Regions from separate parts of the Homo sapiens genome. Here region 2 is linked to region 1. A link is an interaction called in ENCODE POLR2A ChIA-PET data of the cell type or tissue named here. Cell type or tissue: A673. All regions are shown on one strand. Links, peaks and the distances in the headings refer to the core of each region. The heading gives the core; the rest is flanking DNA.

Region 1 (5,455 bases), core at 1,456-5,455:
TCCCAGCACCGATGGCATTCCCTTTGCCCTGAGTCTGCAGCGGGTCCCTTTTGTGCTTCCTTCCCCTCAGGTAGCCTCTCTCCCCCTGGGCCACTCCCGGGGGTGAGGGGGTTACCCCTTCCCAGTGTTTTTTATTCCTGTGGGGCTCACCCCAAAGTATTAAAAGTAGCTTTGTAATTCCTTGAGCGCCTGGTTTGACTGGGGACTTGGGGGGATGGGGTTGGAAGAATGACTGCCCTTTCCCACCAAAAAAGGGAGAACTCTTTAGATTCAGATTGTGGGTATGTAGACTTAATAAGTGAAACATCACAGAAGAAGCCTTTATTATACAATGACAACCAAACAAGTACTCCGGATATGCAGTAGAGGAATCCTCTAAGAACCATAGAGACTTCTTTTCTGTGATTTTTGTTCCCCACCCTTGAACACCATCTCTAGGATGGAGTTGGCCTAAGAGTGAATGCTGCAAGATCTGTGTTTATGCCTCTTTTCCTCATTCTTCCTCAGTTTGTTCGTCTGCTTGAAAGTTGGCCAAAAAATCCTGCTGCTCACCGACTTCCCGTGGTCAGCTGCTGTCAAGCGTTCACTTTCTCTTCTGTCATTCCTCATGGAATGAGGGTGGTTTTGTCTTCCCGCTTCCCTTGACCTCAAAATCAGGATTAAAACCTGGGGTAGCCTCTGTGCTCCTTTCTTCTATGCCCTGGTTTGTTCTGTGGTTCTGGGCTTCTTATATCCGTGTGCCCAGGGCTGAACTCCTTATTTTCCTTTCTCCAAGGGCAGAGCCGAGTCTTCAGTCCCTGTTGGTCTTTCCCCACCCCCACTTCCAGCCCAAGAGCCAGGAAAGGGCTGGTGCCACACTGTCTGCTGGGATCAGCGGTGGTTCTTTGAGCTGCTGATTTGGGTGTTAGGCTCTTGAGCTGGGATGCAGATGTAACAGTAGCTCCAGTGAGTCAGACACTCTGCCCAGCACATTAGACTGTGTTTGACCACTTCTTCCAGTTCATAGTATTGACTTCAGCCCAAACGGAGATAACTCCCTGTGTGTCCTTGAGGTATTGAGCTGGGCTGGACAGCTCCCCTTGAGCCAACTCTAGGAGTACAATGTCAGGGGAACCCCAGTTTGTGAAAAGGACTTAGACTGGAGGATATTTGTTATCTGGGGATATGATGCGGTGGCGGCGGCGCCTCAAGATAAGGGGCTGGGGTTTCTGGGTGGGGGGCCAACAGAGTGGTGCCAGTAACAGCCCCAGATAGAGGAGTACGCAGGCCCAGCATGAGGCAACCTTGACCCAGAAGGTGGCCCAGCTACCCTTGATGAAGGTCTTTTCCAGTTCTGCTCCCTCATAGCTGTGTAACCAAAGGCTCTGGTTAGAGAATATGAAGGGCCTTAGCTTTTAGACCTGTTCTACCTCCTCACCAAATATAATGGCAGACCCATGTGTGTCTGGAATGGCCTTGAATTGCTCTTTCCTTAAAATAGCTAGCTCTTCAGGAGAGTATCTAAGGCCCACTCCATCTTACCTGAACCAGTTGGTAAGGGTAACCATGACATAGAGTGAGGCAAGGAAGAAGACGAAGTGGAAGGCAGAATAGTTGTAGGAAAGATGCTGGACTTGGACTGGAGGAGCTGGAGGGGTTTCTTGGTCAGCTGGCCTCGCAGCCCCACCCCTTTGCCCTGGAGAGAGGAAATGGCTGCTGGGAGCAGAGCTGCTGAAACACCTCTTCCCCTCTCCCCCAACTACCTTTGTTAAGGCTCTTGAGGGTTCTTATGGCACTCCACAGAGATCTACCACTTCTTATGGTTCCTCACTTGGCACTCACCTTTGTCTGCCTCCACTGTTTCAGGGCAGCAGAAACACAGTGAGGGCTTCTGCAAAACAGAACGCAGGTTTTGGAATGGTCTTAAAAGATGTGAGGGTGTTAATCTAGGAAACTTCCCCCGTGAAAAGATTGGTCTAGTATTAAAAAGTGGAGGCACACCTGGGTTCAAATTCTAGCTCCAGCATATAAGTGGCTGTGCAGACTTTGGTAAGATGTTTAATCTTTTGTGCCTCGATTTCTCCATTTGTAAAATGGAGCAAATACCTACCTCACAGGGTTGTTGTGAGGGTTAAATTAAATGAGATTATGTAAAAGTATCTAGCACAGTTGCCTAGCACATTGTGGGTACTCAATAAAAGGTAACAGCAGCTATAATCTGAGCATTCTGGGTAGAGGTTGGTAGGATGTGTGTGTGTCTTTGTGTGGGGGAGGGAGGGTGTTGGGGATATGGAGCTCTTTATCCTCACCTGAAACTCATAGCTGTAAACCTTGACAATCCACAGGGGTCCAAATACCTCAGCCAGGTAGGAGGCCTCATTGCTGAGAAAGAATAGAGTTCTTAAGCTGGTTTAGTTAAATAGGGATTATCTGGGGGCATTTACTACCAATTGGTCCATACTGGTAATCCTCAAAAGGGTACCATACTCCCTGTGCCCTTTTCCACCAAAGATTTAGAATTCTATTCATGTGAGAGCCCTAAGGTCTTTGGACATATTTTAAATTCTCAAGTCATTCCCCCCACCCCCTTCATCTCATACAGATCATCTGACAAAGTACTATTCTTAGAATTTGTCCCTGTTTGTGGGGAGCTTTTCTCACTCTAGTCTTGCTCTAAACTTTAAATAATGGTCCCAGACATTGTCCTGACCATCCTTCCCTGTCTTGGGCACCCTCCTTTCATACCTCCACCCTTGACACCTTTACGCACCAAGCAAAAAGCACACAAGCATACATGATGCTAGCACTCAGCATTGCTAGAGAGATATCTGGTGTTTGGGGTTCCATTTTACTCAGGCCAGGCAGGCACAGGGTGTGATTCTGTCCTTGAAGGATTACTGGGAAGGGACAACAGAAGAGATGGGTATTAACAATGAGCTAGGTATTTGGCAGGGGCAAAAAAAGGTCTTAGCATGGAGAATCCAGGTCCTGTCCCTTACCTCTCTCTGGAGGACGGCTGGACAGTGCAGAGAAAGTCAGATACATGATATAGCAGCTGATGACAGAAGCTTGTAGGAGGCCAGAGCGGGGTTGCTCTGGGGAGTAAGTATAATTGCTTTAGTCTACAGGCTGGTAATTTCCTCCATTTCTACCCCCACTTGTACTTCTGTCTCCCCATCCTTTGGTGGGGATAGGGAAGCAGAGATTCTTTTATCAAATAATTGAGATTAGGGAGGTAATGAAACTTGCTATGCTTTTAAGGCCCCCAAAACCTGGAATGCTGTAGGACATGTACCCACTGAGGCGGATGCAAGGAGCGATGGAGAGGAAGGAGATGAGGCCACAGAAGCAAAGGTGCAGACTGAGGAGCATCTTGTTAAGCAGGCAGCCAGCTGGGTGTGTATAATAGTGGAATAGGAGCACAGCTCCCACACCTGCCATGCTGTAGAATCCTAGGGTGGCCAGCAGGACAGCCAGGAACCAGCTACAGTCTTGAGCTGCACCTGTCTGCCTAAGGGTGGAAAGTGGGCAATGGCTTGGAGCTCCAGCATTTTTTTTTTTTTTGAGTTGGGAGTCTTGCTCTGTTGCCCAGGCTGGAGTGCAATGGTGTGGTCTCAGCTCACTGCAACCTCCGCCTCTTGGGTTCAAGTGATTCTCCTACCTCAGCCTCCTGAGTAGCTGGGATTACAGGCACCTACCACCATGTCCAGCTAACTTTTATATTTTTACTAGAGATGGGGTTTCACCATGTTGGCCAGGCTGGTCTCAAACTCCTGACCTCATGATCCACCCACCTCGGCCTCCCAAAGTGCTGGGATTACAGGCATGAGCCACCGTGCCCAGCTGGAGCTCCAACTCTTTTACCCATTACCAACTACTCCCCTGCTCTCAGAAGACTGGTGTGACTAGCCATCCTACTTGGCCCACGCAGTCATCACATTCCTAAGCTTTTTTGATACTGCTCAGTGGGAAGCTGTGGGACCAGTGCTCTGCCGTGCCTTTTGCCCAGCCCTTTCCATGTAGTAATACTAGAAACCTCCCCAGGAAAAGCCTTTAGGGTTATGTGCCCCTTACCAGTTCTTGTTCCAGGAATGGGCAAAAGCTGTAATAAGCACCAACTGCAGTAGGATGAATGCAAAGCCTCCACAGATGCCAATGTAATGCCATGCTGCAAGATGGGCACCAGTGGAAAAATGTCAAATTGTTACTTTTTTTTTTTTTTGAGACAGAGTCTTGCTCTGTCACCCAGGCTAGAGTGCAGTGGTGTGATTTCAGCTCACTGCAACCTCTGCCTCCCGGGTTCAAGTGATTCTTCTGCCTCCACCTCCTGAGCAGCTGGGATTACAGGTGCGTGCCACCATGCCCGGCTAATATTTTGTATTTTTAGTAGAGATGGGGTTTCACCATGTTAGCCAGGATTGTCTTGATCTCTTGACCTCGTGATCCGCCCGCCTCAGCCTCCCAAAGTGCTGGGATTACAGGCGTGAGCCACTGCACCCGGCCATTACTCCTCTTCTTACCCACTTGTTATCTTAGAAAACTTAGCCTACTCCTGCCAAGAGTGTGGGAGGGAGAGTACCTGGGAAGAGATGCTCATCAGGAATGCAGAAGGCAATAGCACAGAGACCTAACAGGAACAGCAGCTTGAGGAGCCAGAAGCTGGTTAGGAGGGAGAAAGAAAAACAGACTCAGGAGAAAAGGCAAAGGACAGTGAAGAGTGCCTATGGGGAAAGGCAAAAGAGAAACCAAAAATATAGGAAAGAGGACAGACGAGACAACTAAGGAGGAACCAATCCCAAATGAGAGGGGGTTGGGACAGGCCTACTGCACCTTATTCCAAATTCTAACTCAAAGATACTTAATAGCATCTGGGCAATGTTTTACAGTTTATAAAGGATTGTGTTACCAAGATAACCCCACTGTTACCTCCATTTTAGATGCTAGAAGCACAAAGTCTGGCTCAAGGTTACACAGCAAGTACACGAGAAGCAGGGACTTAAACCTGTTTTCTGTCTTTTTACAGTGCTATTACTTCATCCCGGAATTTCCTTTACCCAGCCTATGTCTACTTTCCCTCCTCTGTCCCCTCCCCACCCAGAAAGTACACACAAACCTATTATGCAGCTGTGCCCGCGGGCTGGTGGGGGAGTGGAGGTGGACCAGCAACACAGCCTGCAGCAGGTGGAAGGTGGCGGTTCCTGCACATACTCGGTACACAGCCCCAGAGCCACTGAGCACTGGACAGTCAGAGAGGCCAAACAGGTGGGCACACAACCCCGAGGGCATCTGGATCTGGGAGTGTGTGTGAGAGAAATGGCAGGACAAGTCATAATGCATGGAAAGGTACCTACTTGTCACGGGTATGACCACTCATTTGTCTCCTGCCCCCAACCGAAACCTTTTCTATCTTAGGGTTTTTCCTTTTATCTCTTCCCACCTGACAACCCGACCCCCTCTCACTTACCCTGTGTGTCTT
Region 2 (6,112 bases), core at 2,113-6,112, 650 kb before region 1:
ACCATGCCCAGCTAATTTTTGCATTTTTAGTAGAAAGGGGGTTTCGCCATGTTGGCCAGGGTGGTCTCGAACTCCTGATCTCAAGTGATCCACCTGCCTCAGCCTCCCAAAGTGCTGGGATTACAGGCATGAGCCACTGTGCCCAGCTGGTCTGTATTTTTTTAAAGAAGAGAAGGATGACTATTGAAATCAATAAGTTTATTTTCAAGTATTTTGACAAGGCTAGGTGATTGCTGGATTTAAACTGTGTGGAAAGTCTCATTTGAGAACCTCTTATTATTTCTTGGTACAGTAAATGCCAACTCATTATTTAATAAGCATATGCCCCTAAGTAAGACATATGTGCTCATATGAAAGAATACAAAAGTGATAAGATCAAGTTCTTAGACTCTTAGAGTATTTAATCTAGTGGTGAGGTATAAGACCAGTATAGAAATAAATATAATAAAGAGCAGAATTTGCTAAATTAGAAGTAAGAGGTTCAGAGTTATACGAGAGTTCGAAAGAATGTGAAATCAAGTGAACAGAATATTGTCAAATGCATTGTGTTACTTTAGGCATTTTATTTAATTAGGTTCTATTTTGTTTCTTATCTATCAAGTGTCTTTAGTCAGGGTTGATGAACTTATATTAAATCCCATTCCTTAGTATAGTGTTTTTTAAAGGTAGAATTCAAGGATCATGTACATGAAAACCAACTGGAGTGTTACAAAATACAGATTCCCTTGCCTTGCCCCAGACTTATCAAATTAAAAACCCTGAGGGTAGATCCCAGAAATGTATTGCTGTAAGCACCTTACATATAATATTAATGCATATTTACATAGGTACCAGTTATTTTTTGAAATCAACTTTTGAGGTATGATTTGAGTACTATAAAATACCCTCATTTTAAATGTTTGAAGAGTTTTGACAAATGTATATATTGGTATAACTGTCACCACAGTTAAGACATAGAACATTTCCATCATCCTAAAGTCTTGTCATCCTTGTACAGTCTGTCTTCACTTCCTAGGGAATTACTGATTGGTTTTCTATCAGTATAGATTCATTTTGTTTGTTCTAAAATTTTGTATAAATGAAATCATACAGTATGTACTCTTGGGTCTGGCTTCTTTTGCTCAGTATAATGTTTCTGAGATCCATCCGTATGATTGTGTGTATCAGTAGTTCTTTCCTTTCTGTTGCTGAGTGCTGTTCCATCGTGTGGATGTATTACAACTTGTTGATGGTTTCTAGTTTTTGGCTATTATCAGAGCTGTTATAAACATTTAGGTAGAAGTCTTTCCATGATATTATTTTAGAAGTTTAGTTTCTGTATCCTCTTTATTAATCGTAAAGTGTTATACAAAGCTGTAAAGATTAGTGATGACTTCATTTCGCAGTTTCCTTATCTATTAAAAGAGGATAATACCTACCCTACCTATTGCAGAGTTATTTTTAGTATCAAATGAAATATAATGTATGTGAAAACAATTTGAAACTTACAGAGGTCCATAGAGGTCATTAACTAGTAAGGTTTAAGGCCTAGACACATATAATAATTATTATAAATCTTCAGAGGAGTTTTCTAATCTGTTGACATTAGATTTTAGCCTGAGCCCTAATTTAAGATCCTTCCATTTTTCTCCCATCTCAGAAAAAGATGGAGGAGCTCTTATTACTGGCCAAGGAAAGCAGTCGGAGCAACCATACAATTTGGTTTGGACACTTTACAACATCCACTATTCTTTCTCCATCACCAGGAATCCGGTCAATAATGAGGTGAGACAAGCTTCCAAAATCAGAATTAATTTGTTTTTAGTTTTTTTATTTTGCTGTTACCTATTCTGCTTTTCTGGCAAGACATTTTTATTAGTTTGGCCTCACGCGTTATCTTTGTTCATTTATTTCATTTATTTTTCATTGGTTAGTTCGGCTATAGCTTATTTGTGTGGACATCTCCATACACTTGGTGGACTGATGCCTGTTTTGCACACTCGTCACTTCCAGGGCACTTTGGAACTTGAGGTGGGAGACTGGAAGGATAATAGGAGGTAAGGGAACCTCCCCATAGAAGAAAACTTATACACATAAGTTTTGCCAAAGCAATGATAGTTTTCTTACTGATATCATGGGTGATCACAGTTAAAGAAAAACTTGTGATATTTCTGTTTTTTTAAAGTAATATATGTCTCTGAAATCTTTGTCATTTTGCGGAAACCTTGTCATAGCAGGGATGTTTACTATCACTATGTTACATTGGATTTTCAAGATATGTCCATTAGGAATTGGACTCAAACTCTAGTGTGCACAAGAATTATGGAGGAGCTTATGAAAAATAAAAATTTTCAGGCGCTGCCTCTAGAGATTTTGATTGTGTTGGTCTGGATTAGGGTCCAACAAATTACATTTTTTTTTTTTTTTGAGACAGAGTCACGTTCAGCTGCCCAGAGTAGCTGAGATTACAGGCACCCACCATCATGCTCAGCTAATTTTTGTATTTTAGTAGAGATGGGGTTTCACCATGTTTGCCAGGCTGGTCTTGAACTCTTGACCTCAGGTGATCCACCCGCCTCGGCCTCCCAAAGTACTAGGATTACAGGCGTGAGCCATGGCGCCTGGCCCAAACTGCCTTTTTTAAAAGCCCTCTGGGTGGTCTATGCATGACAATTTGAGAAATACTAGGACTAGAAGTGTCATGTTTTTCCTCCTGAATTTTGTATCTACCATACTGGTTATTGTTACAAGATGGTAGTGATTTAACTTCTTCAAATAGATGATAGTTGGCTTTTTTAAGGTTAAAGTCTCTCTAAGAGAAAATATGTTTATCAAAAGCATGTAGTGTAGTTAAATATATGGTTTTTTCTTTTTTAAAAAGAAGTATTTAAGTGAAATAGTTTATCAAGTTTTGAGGAGTATCATCTTATTGTTTAACTATTACAGTTATTTAATTTACACAAACCCTGTGCTCTCAGATAATAGGTACTCAGCAAAGGTTTGTTGAGCTGAATATGTTATCTTTTTATTTTTAACTACTTCCATTAATTAAAAAGGAACTTTACATCTTGGAAGGTACTTTCTCATTTTGGTTGACTTTTTAAAAACTGTGTGAGTTATGCTTGAAACGTGTAATTATTTGGCAACTATAATTACTTTGAGCTAAGAGTTGTCTGTTCATGGCTGTGAGGCTGTGGGCTGGGCTATGATTGCCTTTTGTGAGATAGTCTTACTAAGCCTTGACCAGCTTCTTTATTTCTTCTAAGTGCTCTAGTTACAAGTTGTGATGTTAATTATGAAGGCATTTCCTTTCTCTCTCCACCAGTTTTCCTGTGTCCAACCCTGGGGTTTTATTTGGAGCGTACTCCAGATAAAAGGACCTAAACTTTACCTGCCCTTATAAACACTTAAATTGTGTTAGTTACAATAGAATAATTTTTAAAAACAGTATATTGGAAATATTAGGCTAGGCCTTGTTGTAGATGCAGATAAATCCAGAAATATCAGTGGCTTAACACAAATGTTTTTCATTTGTATAAATTCAATATGAGTCAGAACAACTCTTATCCATGGGATGAGTCAGTAATTCAGACTTCCTCCATCTTAAAATTCCTATTTCGACATGTCGATTCCAGGGCAGGGAAGAGAGCAAGGAGAACTCACACCCACTCTTAAGTACTTTGGACCACAGGCATGATATGTGTCACTTCTCTTCACAGCCCATTGGCCAAAACTAGTCACATGGTCCCAACCTGATACCAGGAGACTGGGAAATTCAGGGGAATGTGTAGAGAATTTCGTGAGCACTATTGTTTCTGCCATAGTGAATCATTTCTTTTTTTAGTTCTAAAAGTTAGAAAATATAAAACTTTGGTTATTCTTTAATGAATATTTTATACCTTTTGTTATTGCATTTGGAAAATGAAAACAACTTTAATTTCTTTGAAATTATAGAAATAAATGTTTAATGCTAGGCATGGTGGCTTACGCCTATAATCCCAGCACTTTGGGAAGCCAAGGTGAGGGGGATCACCTGCGGTCAGGAGTTCGAGACCAGCCTGGCCAACATGGTGAAACCCTATCTCTGCTAAAAATAGCCAGGTGTGGTGGCGGGCACCTGTAATCCCAGCTACTTGGGAGGCTGAGGCAGAGGTTGCAGTGAGCCAAGACTGCGCCACTGCACTCCAGCCTGGGTGACGGAGTGAGACTCCATCTCAAAAATAAGAAAAAAAAAAAAAAAAAAGAAAGAAAGGTTTAAAAGAAGCATGAAAGATTTCTAATTTTGTTCATATCAACCATTTTAATATTTTATGTAGCATTGTTGATGGGATGAAGAATGTCAAGTATTAGGGTTATAATAAATATTTTAGGTTCAAAATTGTCTTAAAGTACAGGGATAAGATGAGTTACTTCAACAAGTATTTATTTAAAAATTAAAGAGTACATGCCGTGTACCAGGTGTTGTTCAAGAGCACAGTTGAATCCATTGCCCAGTCAGAGGCAGTTATGTGACAAATGTGAAGGATAAAGTGATGGGGTAAGGGAAGAAAGAAAGAAAATATTACTTAATCTGTATTCAAATTAATCATGTAAAAAAGTCCTAGTTATGTATTTTTATATTTGTTCTGTATATTACCTTCATGACCTCTTACAATGTGAAGTGACTAAATTACCTTATCATTATCTGGTCTTTAGGTACCGGATTTTTGCTTTTGATCACGACCTCTTTAGCTTTGCAGATTTGATCTTTGGGAAGTGGCCTGTGGTTCTTATCACCAATCCTAAATCACTCCTTTATAGTTGTGGTGAACATGAACCACTAGAAAGACTTCTTCACTCAACACACATCAGGTATGTAGCAATTTTTTAGAATTTACTTTCAGTTTGATAATGAAGGAGAATAAGTCATTGTGATTGCATTCCCATGTGAAAGCTATGAGATGCCCCATTTTAGTTTTCTCAACAACCTAAACATTATATAAAGATAGATTGCTTACTGTTTTGTTTCCATTAAGTTAAAAAGCATATCATTTTTTTAAGCTGATGAAATTTTAAAAACCATTCAGAAATCTATAATTCTACCATTATTATTTTTGTTTTATTTTATTCCAGCCTTTTTATTTGGACGCTTTTACATTGCTATAAGCATAATGTACATATTCCTTTATAGTCTACTTTTTAAAATTTGCATTATATATCAAATTTTTTTTCATTTGTTATGTAGCCTTCTAAGAAAGCAAAAGCTATATATATAATCCTTATGGAATTGAAAATTCAGTTGGCAAATGAATTTGTTTTGTTTTGTTTTGTTTTGATTTTCGACAGAGTCTTGCTTTGTTGCCCGGGCTGGAGTGCAGTGGCCTGATCTTGGCTCACTGCAACCACTGCCTCCCGAGTTCAAGCTTTTCTCATGCCTCAGCCTCTGGAGTAGCTGAGATTACAGATGTGTGCCACCACGCCTGGCTAATTTTTGTATTTTTAGTAGAGAGAGGGTTTCACCGCGTTGGCCAGGCTGGTCTCGAACTCCTGACCTCAAGGGATCCGCCCTCCTACGCCTCCCCAAGTGCTGGGATTACAGGCTTGAACCACCATGCCTGGCCATGAATTTGATTATATAGATTAATAGAATCCAAATGGGACATTAACATTCTTTTTGCAAAGAGATATATAACTTGTTTCAAATGTAAGAGCACTTTTTAAAATATACTTTTACAATTTATTTTGAAAAGTAATACAATAGAACAACCTTTGGAAAATAGGGTAATGGGATTTTAAGTATGTTTTTCTCCACTTCTAATAGAACTATTATTAGCACTTCTGAGTATTTCTTCTCAGGCATTCTCTCTTAAGATGTTTTTATATAATTATAATCATAAGGCACAGTCTATTCTAATTCCTGATTTGTTTTCTTTCAGCACAAAGAATGTACCACAGTTTTTCTAACCATTTTCATATCTCATTGGTGAACTTTTAAGGTTTTTCTTATTTGTGGATGAATATCTGGTACATATATATTCTTCCTTCACTTGAATAATTTCTTTAAGAAAGAGTTCTAGAAGTGGGATTCTAGGTGAAAGAATTTGAATTCTTTTATGACTGTTGATAAAAATTGCTCAATCCCTTTTTTTTTGGA

The links. ChIA-PET counts read pairs that join two places held together with the same protein. Peaks named below come from ENCODE experiments on the same cell type or tissue, not always from the same donor. Only the 100,000 strongest peaks of a DNase experiment are listed, where the experiment ranks them.
Region 2: POLR2A ChIA-PET joins it to region 1 with 6 read pairs; 1 of 35 experiments calls an interaction of 5 or more read pairs at or near these places.

Annotation. Positions count from the first base shown.
Region 1 is chr15:43,793,867-43,799,321 of GRCh38, forward strand. SERF2 (small EDRK-rich factor 2) reads left to right here. Exons shown (of 3, transcript NM_001018108.4): 3 at 1-2,213. It overlaps SERINC4 (serine incorporator 4), which reads right to left. Exons shown (of 12, transcript NM_001258031.2): 2 at 5,444-5,455; 3 at 5,093-5,271; 4 at 4,559-4,638; 5 at 4,054-4,147; 6 at 3,279-3,490; 7 at 2,979-3,074; 8 at 2,750-2,876; 9 at 2,289-2,361; 10 at 1,822-1,870; 11 at 1,522-1,675; 12 at 296-1,347. The coding sequence ends at 1,134. All of the region lies in intron 2 of SERF2-C15ORF63 (SERF2-C15orf63 readthrough), which reads left to right. Among named protein-coding and RNA genes, the nearest start is that of MIR1282, 2.8 kb to the left of the region's middle. RefSeq lists enhancers at 1-455, 1,177-1,678, 1,679-2,178, 5,451-5,455. In A673, for the core only: no CTCF peak of the experiment used is centred there; no DNase peak of the experiment used is centred there; H3K27ac peaks cover 674 bases.
Region 2 is chr15:43,147,116-43,153,227 of GRCh38, forward strand. TMEM62 (transmembrane protein 62) reads left to right here. Exons shown (of 14, transcript NM_024956.4): 6 at 1,640-1,764; 7 at 1,914-2,036; 8 at 4,675-4,830. Among named protein-coding and RNA genes, the nearest start is that of TMEM62, 17 kb to the left of the region's middle. In A673, for the core only: no CTCF peak of the experiment used is centred there; DNase peaks (open chromatin) are centred at 3,306 and 3,646; H3K27ac peaks cover 904 bases.